2 separate regions of the Homo sapiens genome follow, and region 2 is linked to region 1. Evidence: chromatin contacts called from ENCODE Hi-C or POLR2A ChIA-PET data. All regions are on one chromosome and are shown on one strand. Each heading gives the region's core, a stretch centred on a gene start or an enhancer-like site at or near the end of the contact. The rest is flanking DNA. Distances are from core to core; before and after follow the strand shown. Region 1 overlaps MINDY4 (MINDY lysine 48 deubiquitinase 4). Region 2 has its middle 26 kb from the start of GHRHR.

Evidence for each region. A loop is a pair of places that touch in the nucleus more often than their neighbours do. ChIA-PET counts read pairs that join two places held with the same protein, here RNA polymerase II (POLR2A). Pooled maps may share reads with other maps.
Region 2: a map of endothelial cell of umbilical vein shows a loop between it and region 1 (8-fold over the local background). The contact joins two enhancer-like sites. A Hi-C loop is called at or near these places in 21 of 168 maps with a recorded cell type or tissue (Caco-2, Calu3, IMR-90 and 12 more), 22 of 37 single-sample maps with no recorded cell type and 31 of 50 pooled maps. POLR2A ChIA-PET finds 5 or more read pairs at or near these places in 2 of 52 experiments (AG04450 and Panc1).

The regions. Positions count from the first base shown.
Region 1 is chr7:30,798,251-30,804,214 of GRCh38, reverse strand. All of the region lies in intron 5 of MINDY4 (MINDY lysine 48 deubiquitinase 4), which reads right to left. All of the region lies in intron 7 of INMT-MINDY4 (INMT-MINDY4 readthrough (NMD candidate)), which reads right to left. Among named protein-coding and RNA genes, the nearest start is that of MINDY4, 30 kb to the right of the region's middle. RefSeq lists enhancers at 3,300-3,429, 4,296-4,415. Within about 2 kb of position 3,339, at least 8 of the 41 ENCODE cell types and tissues checked have a DNase peak (open chromatin) inside an H3K27ac peak, as active enhancers do.
Region 2 is chr7:30,935,419-30,941,382 of GRCh38, reverse strand. No RefSeq gene overlaps it. Among named protein-coding and RNA genes, the nearest start is that of GHRHR, 26 kb to the left of the region's middle. RefSeq lists an enhancer at 2,332-2,481. Within about 2 kb of position 3,707, at least 2 of the 41 ENCODE cell types and tissues checked have a DNase peak (open chromatin) inside an H3K27ac peak, as active enhancers do.

The DNA of each region.
Region 1 (5,964 bases), core at 2,090-4,589:
GCCATACAGGAAGCTGCCCTGGCAGATCATCTTTGTGATTTGAGGAACTCTGCCCAATATGCCCCTAACATAACTCAGCATCAGGGGCCATCTTTCCAAAATGGAGACACCACCTCTGACAGTCACAGCAGAATTCCATCCCTCAGCCACCATTTGAGAAAACCAGCCCAAGAGTCATGAGGGAAGGCATACACCCAGTACTCCAGCAGGACTGAATGGGATTTGGCAAGGGAAAGACTTTGGCTCTCTCTATGTCAGGCCCCAAGGCATCCAGCCTATCACAGGGTAGGAACAAGGACGCCCATCTTTTCCCTAAATAAATGCCATGATCCTTAGGTGGAGCTATGAGCTTAGGTTTTCTCCATGACCCACCATAAGTGTACATTATCCAAAAATGTCTGCAAATGCAGCAAAACCCAATGCAGGCCGTAGAAAAACACGCTGGGGAAGAACAAGAGAGCTGCTTCAGTCTTTAGGAATGAGACCCCAGGGATACCAGCAAACTTTCCCCCCTACCCCAAAAACAAAACCTCAGGCTTAGAGCAAGGCACAGAAGAGTGATGAATATGTTCCAGGCACAGTAATAAGGCCTGAAGAATAAGACTGCCCCCTGCCACACAAAACTGGGTTATTCAAACCCACTCAGCCTTCAAGGCTCAGCTTAGCCCTGCTTCATCCAGAAAACCCCCTCCCTCTCCTCTAAGCTCCTACGGCATCTCAATTAGCACCATCCATCTGACCCTGAAACAGATCTGCCTGCTATTTTTAGTTGACTTTTTCTGTGTGCTAAGTCACTAATTCTGCTCTTCTATGAACTTCTTAAGTTAAGGAAAGACCTCATACTTCATTCTCCCCTTCCAAATTCCAAGCAAAGTCAAGAATCCATCTCAATTCTTATTTATTGGAATAATTCTGAGCAAAACTCAAAAAGGTAGGGACACAGACAAGTCACCCCTATACTCAGGCAGCTGACAGTCCAGCAGGAGGAACAAAGTAGCCTGTCAACTCTCTCCAGCGTGACATGTGCCATGAGAGGTCTGAGAAACAGATCATGTCCAAGTATAGGTACAGTGAAGAGATCAGGAAAGGCTTCTTGAAGAAGGCAACATTCCAGACGACTTAAAGATGGGGCATCACAGTTGGGACAGTGAGTTGGCTGGTTTGATTGGGTGGGTTGGTTAGTTGGTTGGATGGAATGGATGTTTGGATAGTTTGTTGGTTGACTAGATGGTTGGTTGGCCGGGTTGGTTAGGTTGGTTGGTTGGGTGGGTTGGTTGGTTGGGTGGGTGAGATGATTGGATGGGTGGAATGGTTTGTTGGATGAATGGATGGTTGGATGGTTGGTTGGGTTGGTTGGTTGGTTTGGTTGGTCGGTTGGGATGGTTGGTTGGTTGGGTGGTCAGATGGCTGGTTAGTTGTTTAGTTGGCTAGATATATGGTTGGGTGATCAGGCAGTCATGTAACTAGTTTTGTATGAACAAAAAAATTACTGAGTAAATTAATGAATGCCAACAGGCAAACTAAAGTTCAAATTGTTTCAATTATATGAAAGACTTACCACTTTTAAGTTTCACGATACTATCACAGACAGATTAGCATAACTTTCCCTTCCATTCTCCTTGCTAAGTGCACTCTCTCATTTGCTTGGCACTTATTATTGCCAGGTACAGAGACATGGCTGAGTAAAGACAGAGAAATAAGGCCCCATTCCAGGCCTCAAAAAGTTCATGAATATAAATATGAGTTATCAAATCATTGTTCTATACTGAGGGTTGTCCAAGATACTGAAGGAACAAAAGAAAGCAGCCAAACTCTGCTAACCAGGATAGGATTAGGGTGAGATAATCAAGAAGCCTAAGGTGCAAAATTTTAAGAGACCTTCCCTCTCAGGTTAATGCAGGTGTCCAGCCTGCAGCTGAACAACTGTGAGAGTGAGTAGCTCCTTACATTTTGCATCCTAGATGCTTCACCTCACTCAGCCTTGTTCTGGTCCTACTAACCTCTATGTGGGCCTTTATATGGGATTCTGGTAGCCAGGAACTGCTGGAACATAGCTAACAGAGCAGCACAAAAGCATCTTGGAGTGAGAAAAAAAGGAATACAGGAAAGATTCTCCATAATACCACTCCTGCTCTCTCACACTCATCTCCCAAATATTATCTCAGAGCCCAACAACTTCCTTCCATCTAACAGCTGCTACTTCTCCTGCATGGAACATCTTCCCAGCCTGTATCCCAGGACTCAGAACCTAGGATGGAGCTGGCAAGGGCCCAGGTGTGGTCCAAGGGAGATCTCAGAGCTGCCATGCTGATGTCCACAGATGGACAATACAAGATCACTCATCTTCCCTTCCAGGGGGATGTGTGGCCACTCTCTCACTTCTTTAGCCGCACTTTCTGGATCTCAAAGGAAATCTGAGTCAAGGGAAATCTCTTTCCTCTGCAGACGCATCAGATCAGAGACTTGGAAACCATGGAACTGAAGGTACCTTGGGGTTATAATAACCACACAAGGTTTAGGGGTCATCAACCCCATTTTTGGAGGGCTCAGAGTGGCCTGTAACATGCACTGGAGCTGTTTCTCATGTTTAATCTCCTGTGCCTACTTTCAGGAGGCCAGCAATCAGAAGGAGAAATGGCATTCCACTGTGGACTGGGGGCACATGTATAGGGTAAAATGTGATCAACAGGCTGAGAAGTGGGGAGAAGTGGCTGAGCATCGGGCATCAATGGCAGGTGTGGAGGACAGCTGTATCCACCACAGAAGAGAGGTCCCCAGAACAGGTTAAGAAGGTGAGGCTGAACCAGTGCAAGAGCCCAAGCAGGCCACTATCCACACAGGATGACCGGCATGCTGGAAAGGAAATAGGTATTGTGTGTCTCAAGAGTCAGATTTTGAACCTTAATAGTCTGATGTGAAGTCCAAATAATGCATAAAGACAAATTAAAATGAAAATTCTCCCCATTACTCATCCCATGAGGTGCAGATGTTTTCAGAGCTGGGATGCTCAGAAGCAGGGAACAGTCAATGAACCGCAAATGCCACATCCTCTGTAAGCCTCCTCCAAGTCCCGGCTGGCACAATTCATTCCCCCTCAGGACACAGAGAGGCATCTGTGCGCCCGTGGCTTTCACTCCAGATCTGGGGGCCTCCAGAGGCTCTAGAGGACCTGGGAGAGTTTGGGATGCACTTGTCTCTCTCCCCCTGGACTGCTTAAGAAAGGTCTGGTAGGGCCTGGTGAATGTCCCCTGAATTAAATTATGCAACAAGGGCAACGAGACTAAATCGCTGGGGTTGGGAGGATTGATGAAGATCTGCTGCCATCTACTGTCCATTCTTCTGCAAAACCTGAAAAACTGCCAGGCATCCCCAGTGTCAGAGGAGTGTTTCAATGCAAAGGCAGAAACACTGAGGCTTTGGGCCCTTGGCTGTATCAAGGCTGCAGAGACCCACAGCAGAACAAGGCAGGTTAATCTTCCCCTGGATCTGTGAATTAAAAGTACAGCCATTCCTTCTCCAATGTTACTGGTTTACCAGGAAGTCTTTTGCATTAAACACTGCCTCTCCAAGCCCAGGGCCCTCCTGCCCCCTCAATAGCGTCCCTTAACTGCTCCCTGAACTTCCACTCCTTTGTGAGGGCCACAATTTAGCACCCAATTACACAGGGCATCCCAGTGCACCCTGGGCTTCTGGAGGCAGGGAACCATATCATGCACTGGCATCCCCAGTGCCTACCTGGGCTATGACACCTCTGAACTCACTAAGACAAAAGGACGTGACCCAGCCACAAAGCCAGTAATGGGTAATATGATGCTCTTGCAGAGGGCTGCACATGTCATGATGGGAAAGGCTGTCTGAGCCTGGAAACAGTTTCGTTTCAGTCTCACCTTCTGGAGTCTGTATCCTAACCTGTAAAAGATCCCTGCTTGGCCCATCTCACCAGGGCATCCAATGCATCTAAGGTGATATCCAGGGACAGGCTTTGCAGTTTATCTTTACTGTAATACCTAGGGGTTGGGTGAATGCAGAAGGAGCCATGAGAACTGACATGGAGGCCACAGGTGTCCCACCCAGCTGCCTCAGACAGGTAAATACTTCCCAGCTGCTGTCAATGTCAGCTGCTAAGGGCTCACAGCTGCATCCTTTTCTGGAGAATCGTCCTTTGCCAAACTCATCTAGGAGGTTGCACACTGCCCGCCCCACTCCAGGATGGGCAGCCCACAGCCAATGACTAAGAGGGGCACAAAAAGCTCACTCCCTTGCCTTAAACATGGGACTAACTCTGAGTCAATTCATGCTCCACATCTCCCCAGGGGATCAGCCTGAGCCCTTAGCCCTCACACCTTTGCTGAGCTCCTTCCCCTGCCCAGTTCCACTTTCCTCACCCCACTTCCTCCTGAGAGCATGCCCCCAACAAATTACATGTACCGGAATCTGACTCAGGCTTGGCCCCTAGGGCATTGCTTCCCAAAGCTTGACACGCATGACATCACCTAAAAAGCTTGTTAAAACCCAGATTCCTGGGCTCCACCCCCAAACTTCTGACTCAGTGGGTCAGACAAGCTGTTTCTAAAAAGTTCCCAGATGATGCAGATGCTGCCAGTCCAGAGATCACAGTTTAAGAACCATTGTTCTTAGGAACCTAACCTGAGAAACCATTCAACAAGTAATAGGCAAAGGGGTTAGGGATGGTGGAATTTAACCTTGCCCTAGTCAGCCTGCCTTCAGCTCAAAATGCTGCAGCCAGGAACAGCCTGGAACAGGCCTCCAGTGACAGATGCTCATACTCAGGGCTGGGAGTGATTCCAGGTTGCTGTGTCCTAAATCCATTTACTATATACCCACAGGTGCTCAGAGGAGCCTATAGTCTAGGAAGGACTCCAAAGTCACAGGACCCTGGTTTACAGGCTCATTATTTACATAAGATGAGCCTTAGAGAGGTCAACTGAATCAAAGTAATTCAGAGATTACAAAAGAAGTCAGAAGTCTGGTCTAGGCATGTGTAGAGGGTAGAATTGGGGAGCCATTACAGAGCAGCCCATCCTACCCCTTCATTTACAGACAGGAGCACAGAGGCCCAGAGAGGCCTGGAGGTCTGCTCAGCAGACTGCAACCTGCAAGCACAAGACAAAGAAGTGCATGACATAAAGGCAAGATGGGGACTTGCTTTTACTGTCCTTAGACAGTAGCTGTGAGCAACCCTACTAACTTGGGCTCTAGTAATAGTCCTGGTGTGGAAGCCTCTTAAACAGCTTCAATAAAACCCCAGTGCCAGAGGAGAAATGTCACAGCACAAAAGTAACAGGACAGCTCACTGCTCACATGTGTGGACTGCAAGCACATGGACCCTGAACTAAGGCCACAGGAAGGCCAGTTCACAAAGAAACACCACTGGCCTGATAGAAAGTAAGATGCAGGGCTGGGCGCAGTGGCTCACGCCTGTAATCCCAGCACTTTGAGAGGCCGAGGCGGGCGGATCACAAGGTCAAGAGATTGAGACCATCCTGGCTGACATGGTGAAACCCCGTCTCTACTAAAAATGCAAAAAAAATTAGCCAGGCGTGGTGGCGGGCGACTGCAGTCCCAGCTACTCGGGAGGCTGAGGCAGGAGAATGGCGTGAACCCGGGAGGCGGAGCTTGCAGTGAGCCAAGATCACGCCACTGCACTCCAGCCTGGGCGACACAGCGAGACTCTGTCTCAAAAAAAAAAGAAGAAAGTAACATGCAGACCAGAGGTATAAATTATGGCCCAATGACCATGACCTAAACCTGCTTCTCCCACAGTCTTCATTTCAGGGAACGGCAACCCCCCTCTTACAGTTGTTCAGCAAAATCTTTGCAGTTATCCTTGCCTCCTTTCTTTCTCTAACACAGCACATCCAATCCATACACGAATCCCAATGAGATATGTGGTTTCGGTCAATATCAGACCACATATATCACAGTGGTTCCATAAGATTATAG
Region 2 (5,964 bases), core at 2,458-4,957, 140 kb before region 1:
CCAAGGAGTAAAATAAATAGCCATCAGTTCACACATAATAAATAAATGATGGAGAAGAGAAAACTCTTGCAGAAGGATTCCAGTTAATAAAGGTAGCTGGAATGAGAAGCATAGAAAATTGCCATTAGAACACCATAGTAATAATTGCTGCAGGCAAACTCACCAATGAATGCAAAAGATTTGTTTGTTTCTTTCATTTTGTTTGTTTTTGGTTTTTGTTTTGGGGACTGCATCTCACTCTGTTGCCCAGGCTGGAGTGCAGTGGCATGATCATAGCTCACTGCAGTTTCTAACTCCTGGGCTCAAGCCATCCTCCTGCCTCAGCCTCCTGAGTAGCTGGGACTACAAGCACATGCCACTATGCACTATGCTTGTCTAATTTTTTTTTTTTTTTTTTGAGATGAGGGCTTGCTTTGTTCCCGATGCTGGTCTTAAACCCCTGGCCTCAAGCAATCTTTCCACCTTGGCCTCCCGAAGTGCTGGCATTACAGGATTGAGGAAAGCAAAAGTTTAAGGAAAGAAAGGATAGTTGTTTGGTCTCAAAGTATCTCCCTCAAACTTTCAAACCAAATGCAAAGGGAAAAAATTTATAACTTTTTAGTGAAGAAACCCATCAGACACCAAGTGATGAAGGTTACCATTACCAGCGATGGTGTCCTATTCCTATCATGTGCCTCATGAAATGATGTAACCAGAAGGGCATTTGGTATTCTTCCCCCAAATCCACAACCTCAATGCAATAATGAGAAAACATCTGACAAATCCAAGTTGAGGGACACTGAACAAAATACTTGACTGTCACAGATAGAGGAAACCAAGAGGACATGGTCAAATCCTGGAACAGAAAAAGAACATTAGTGGAATCTGAATAAGGTCTGTGGTTTAGGTATAATATCATACTAATGTTAATTTCTTAGTTTTGATAATTGTACTGTGGTTATGTGAGACGTTGCCATGAATGGAACTTTTGTACTATCTTTGCAATTGTTCTGTAAGTCTAAAATTATTTCAAAATAAAAAGTTAAAGAGACATAGTTACATTAAGAAGATGAAAAGACAAAACACTGAAAGAGGAAAAATATTTCTAAAATATATGTCTTACAAAGGACTCACACCCAGACTATATACAATATTCCTACAACTTAATAATAAGGAGATAATTGATTTTAAATGAGTGGACAAGATTTGAATAGACACTTAACCAAAGAAGATGTGAATGGAAAATAAGCACATTTAAAGATATTCAACACCATAAGCCATTAGAGAAATATAAATTTCATCATAAGATCCTACTACACACCTACTAGAATGGCTTAAAGTAAAAACCTGACAACACAAGTCTTGGCAAGGATGTGGAGCAACTAAAACTCTCTTACGTTGCTGGTAGGAATGCAAAATGGTACAGCTTCTGTAGAAAACCATTCAGCAGATGAACATAAAGCTAAACATACACTTATACCACGCAACAATCCTTCCAAGTATTTCCCCAAGAAAAACAAAAGTATACGTTCACGCAAGGACTTGTACTAGAACGTTCATAGGAGCTTCATTCATAGTGGACAAAACCTGGGAACACCCCCAAATGTTCATCACTCATGAATGGATAAGTAAATTATGGTATGTGCATACAGTGGAATATTACTTAGTAATAAAAAGGAACAAAGTACTTACACACAACTATATAAATGAATCTCAAAAGCATTATAAAAGCTAAGTGAAAGACATCAGACTCAAAAACTCCATGCAGGACGATTCCATCTATATGAAATTCTATAAAAAGTAAAACTGTGGCAACTGAAGGCAGATGAGAGGTTGCCAGGGCGCAGAGGTGAGGTTGTGAATTGACTGGAAAGTGTTAAGAGAGAATATTTCAGGAATGTCAGAAATCTATACAGTGACCATGATGGTGGTTACACTATTGGACACATTTGTTAAAATTCATCAAATTGAACACATAAAATTGGTGATTTTTATAATACCTAAATTTATTCCTCAATAAAGCTGATTAACATTTATAGATTTTTAGCAGAAAAAAGCAAGTTGTAGAATGTATGTGCTTTTTGAATTTAAAAAACCCTATATTTGCATATATTTTAATGTCTAGAACTATAAAAATAGGGAAAAGAGGAAAGGGATGGGATGTAGGGGATGGTCAAATGGAACATGATCTTTAATTTCAGTATTTCAATTGTTAAGAAAAATTTATTTGTACCCTCACTACTTGCACAATTAAAATTATTTAAATTTAATATAGGGGGTAGCTGATGTTATGGTTTTTCCATGTAATCTTGGCGGATATGAGAGATATCAGCCGAGATTTTAAGCTGGCCTGTCTATCCCATTAGCAGATGGACTCCTTGACCGCGGGGACTGACAAGTTCTCAGAGAGCACGTCTGGTGGATGGTGAAACTCCCAGGGTTTAGTCCCACCTGTACTGGTGCCCCCTGGTGGTGATGACGCGCAACTGCCGCCTCTTCCCGACGGCGACAAGCAGCTCCCGGTCTCAGGATGGCGCCAGGCATGCGCAGGCTGAAGGGTGCCCAGACCTGGGGCCGGGGGCTTGGAGCTGGTGGATGGGCCTTGGGGATCAGCAGTTTCTGGATATTTGGCCCAAATCTCCCTTGCTGGGGGACCTGGAAGCGACTCCTTTGGCTGGGGTGTAGTCCCTCTCCTGCGCCCCACGCTGTCCTTCCTTCAGGCGCAGGCAGCAGTCCTGCAGAGACACAGGGGCCTGGGACTTCAGAACGGATCCCCGCAGACAGGAGCCGCCAGCCCCAGCCCTCACTTAGCTGTGGCTCTGCAGGGCTGCAGGGGCTTGGCGGCCTGGAGCCATCTGCCGCTCTCACGTGATCCCCTGAGAGACCCAGCTCTAAACAGGGCTGCAGTCAGGACTGCCAGGGCTAGGCTCTGGCCAGGGTCAGGTGCAGGACAAGGACCAGGGATGAGAGTCCTGGGGACACCCTTAATAATGACACTTAGATGCTTTAGGTTTTTAAGACTTTTAAGTCAAGAGCCAGGCACAGTGGCTCACGCCTGTAATCCCAGAGACTCAGGAAGCTGAGGTGGGAGGATCACTTGAGGCCAGGAGTTCGAGACCAGCCTGGGCAACACAGCGGACCTCGTCTCTAAAAAAAATTAATTAATTAAAAATAAAAGAAAAAAAGACTTTTAAGTCAACTTTGCAGTTCCAAAGTGAATTTGCTGCTGAACAGAAATGATGAAACTGAGGAAGGGAATCCCTTATCCCCCACTGGGGCAGAGGCACCATCCTTAAGGGCCTGCCTAGCCCCACTCCCCCACAGGCCGTGGCTCCTTCCTCAGATGCCTCTGTCTCCTTCTCCCAGCAGCAGACTCAACCCCTGCAGTCATTTAGGAATGTCCAAAAGTGTCCTATCCAGGGATCATGATGATTGTCACCCTATGGTCCACGTTTGTTAAAAATCACCAAAGTGTACACATAAACTTGCTGAATTTTGTTGTGTGTAAATTATTCCTCAATAAAGCTGATTAAAATATAAAGATTTTTAGTAGAAAAAGCAAGTGGCAGAATGTGGAGGATTTTTTCCATTAAAAAAAACTATATTTGTGTATATGAGAGTTTTTTAATGTCTGGAAGTTTCCACATCAAAATCATTAAAAATAGGGAAAAATGGGGGGAAAGCAGGCAAAAGAGGTAGCACCTGTTAGGGGGAGGGGTGAGGGCGAGGTGTGGGCAGGCAGGGGTGTGGAAGAAACACTGGCCTTCAGCCAGACAATGTGAGAACAATGTGACACTTTGTTTTCCTCCAACCGAAGACGGTGGTTTGATTTGTGCATGGATAACTCATTTCTTTATAAACTTTAAACTTCACTGCAGACTTTGCCCTGTTTCTCCTAGAGCAGGCTTTCTCTATCCAGCCCTGTGAGGGGAGTGGGGCTAGAGAGGTGAGATATATACACCTGTGAGATACACAGACCCACCTGTTCCTCGCATGTGCCCAGCATGGAGAATTGGCCTCATTTTGCAAAAGGAGAAAGTGAAGTACCCAGGGTCTCACAGGAAATTGTTCTCTGAGCTGGGACTTGGACTCAGGCCCCTAGGTTCCCAGCCTTGGGTGCTGTCTGCAGCCCAAGTTGCATGCTGTAACTCCCCTCGAAGCTTTGGTTCAAAATTTCAATGTGCCTATTTTGGTTTGAAGTGGTTATTACACACTAACTCAAGGCACAGAGGAAGCAGAGCCCCCAGAGCATGGTGGGAGCATCCTGGGGAAAGGTGCCTCCCAGGCCCCAGCTACACCCCACACATGCACTGTCCCACCTGGCCCCACTCCCCAGGCATTCCAGATGAGGCAAAGCACCACCTCCAGGCCAGGGAGGGACTGGGACACCACAGACATTCCAGAGAAAGGACCACTTCACCCACTCTCCTTACAGGTGGGGAGACTGAGGACAAGAGAGGGCAGGAGGCCCACCCAGGGTCACACAGCCAATTAGAAGCAAAGCAAGGACTCAGGCCCAGGTTGGTGCCCCTGGCCAGTCACTCCCTGCAGAGCAACATACAGATGGGAGAAGAGGCAGTGTCTAAAAATGTGGCCCCAGGTCTGGGTAGGGACAGAGCTAGACAGCTAGGGCTAGAGTGCTGAGGAAGGGGCCAGCTGGACTGCTGCAGGAGAGGAAGTTTGAGGGCCTGGAGGCTGGGGCAGACACAGTGGGCTTTGTGCTCTCCCTGTGGTCAGGAGTGGGAAACAGTGGCCGGGAAGAAATCAAGGGTGGTGAGTTCCCCAAAACAATGAACCACTGCCACAGGCACAGCATTGATGCATCTCCCAGAAACTGAAGATTGAGTGGACAGCCCAGAGGCTACCTACAGTATGCTCCCATTTTTATAAAGCTCAAAAATCAAGGAACAAATTATTGATTAGGTGTACAGGCATGAATACAAATGTTTTCTTTTTAAGCAAAGGAATGACAAACACAAAATTCAGGATAGTAGACACCTTTAGGGGATGCTAGGGGAGTGGGAGAGACGTACAAGCTAGATGCAAATTTTGGAAATGTTCCAGTTCCTGAATTGAGTGTTGGGATCATGAGTGTTTATTATGTTATTAAACATTATAATTTACATCTCCAATAATTCATACTTATTTAGCGCTTACTATGGGCCAGGCCCTTTAATAATCACTTTATGTATATTAGCTCATTTAATCTTCACACCAACCTCATGAAGTGGGTCATTTTCCAGATGAGGAAACTGAGGCACCAGTGATTTGTTGGAGTTCACACGCCTGATATCTGGCCCCAGATTCTGACCCAGGCAACCTGATTCCAGAGCCCTTGGTCTAAACCATTCTACTAAGTTCCATGTATTATTGTATAAGTAACAAACGTTTTATTATTTTAATCAAATAAAAAATTTAAAGTGTACTGGGAGAGGCAGGAAAGGAGGTAACCACCGTATCACAGGCAAGAGGGGCAGGGCCTGAGATGGAGAGAAAATCCCCCACCAACCCTCCCCTTCCCCAGGTTAAATTCCTCCCCTCCCTCACCCTCCCCTCCAACTGCCCAGCCTCTACCCTTTCTTCAAGGCTCCTCTCCCCGCAATAACCTCCCTCTTTTCTGACCCCTCTTCTCTGAGCACCGAGGGCTGATGATCCTGTGCTTTTGTTTACAAACCTGGGTGGCTTGGTGATGTGTACTGGTGTGGTCAAGATAAGCTGGACTCAGCATGGAAGACTTCATGGAGGAAGCAGCCCTGGTACCCTCTGGGAGGACCTGGAGGGCTAGACCAGAGCTCCGGCCCCTGGTGCCCCCTTCAGAGATGCTGAGCCTGGGGCTGGACACAGGGGATGCTAGAGTCAGCTCTGATCAGAGGAGGGGGCTGCCCCCAGGGTGATGGGGGGTGGTGAGTACCAGGAGCAGATGTACGTCTCCTGAGGCCTTCTCCTGGCCTCTCCCTGCAGCTCAACCGTCACCCTTCCCACCCA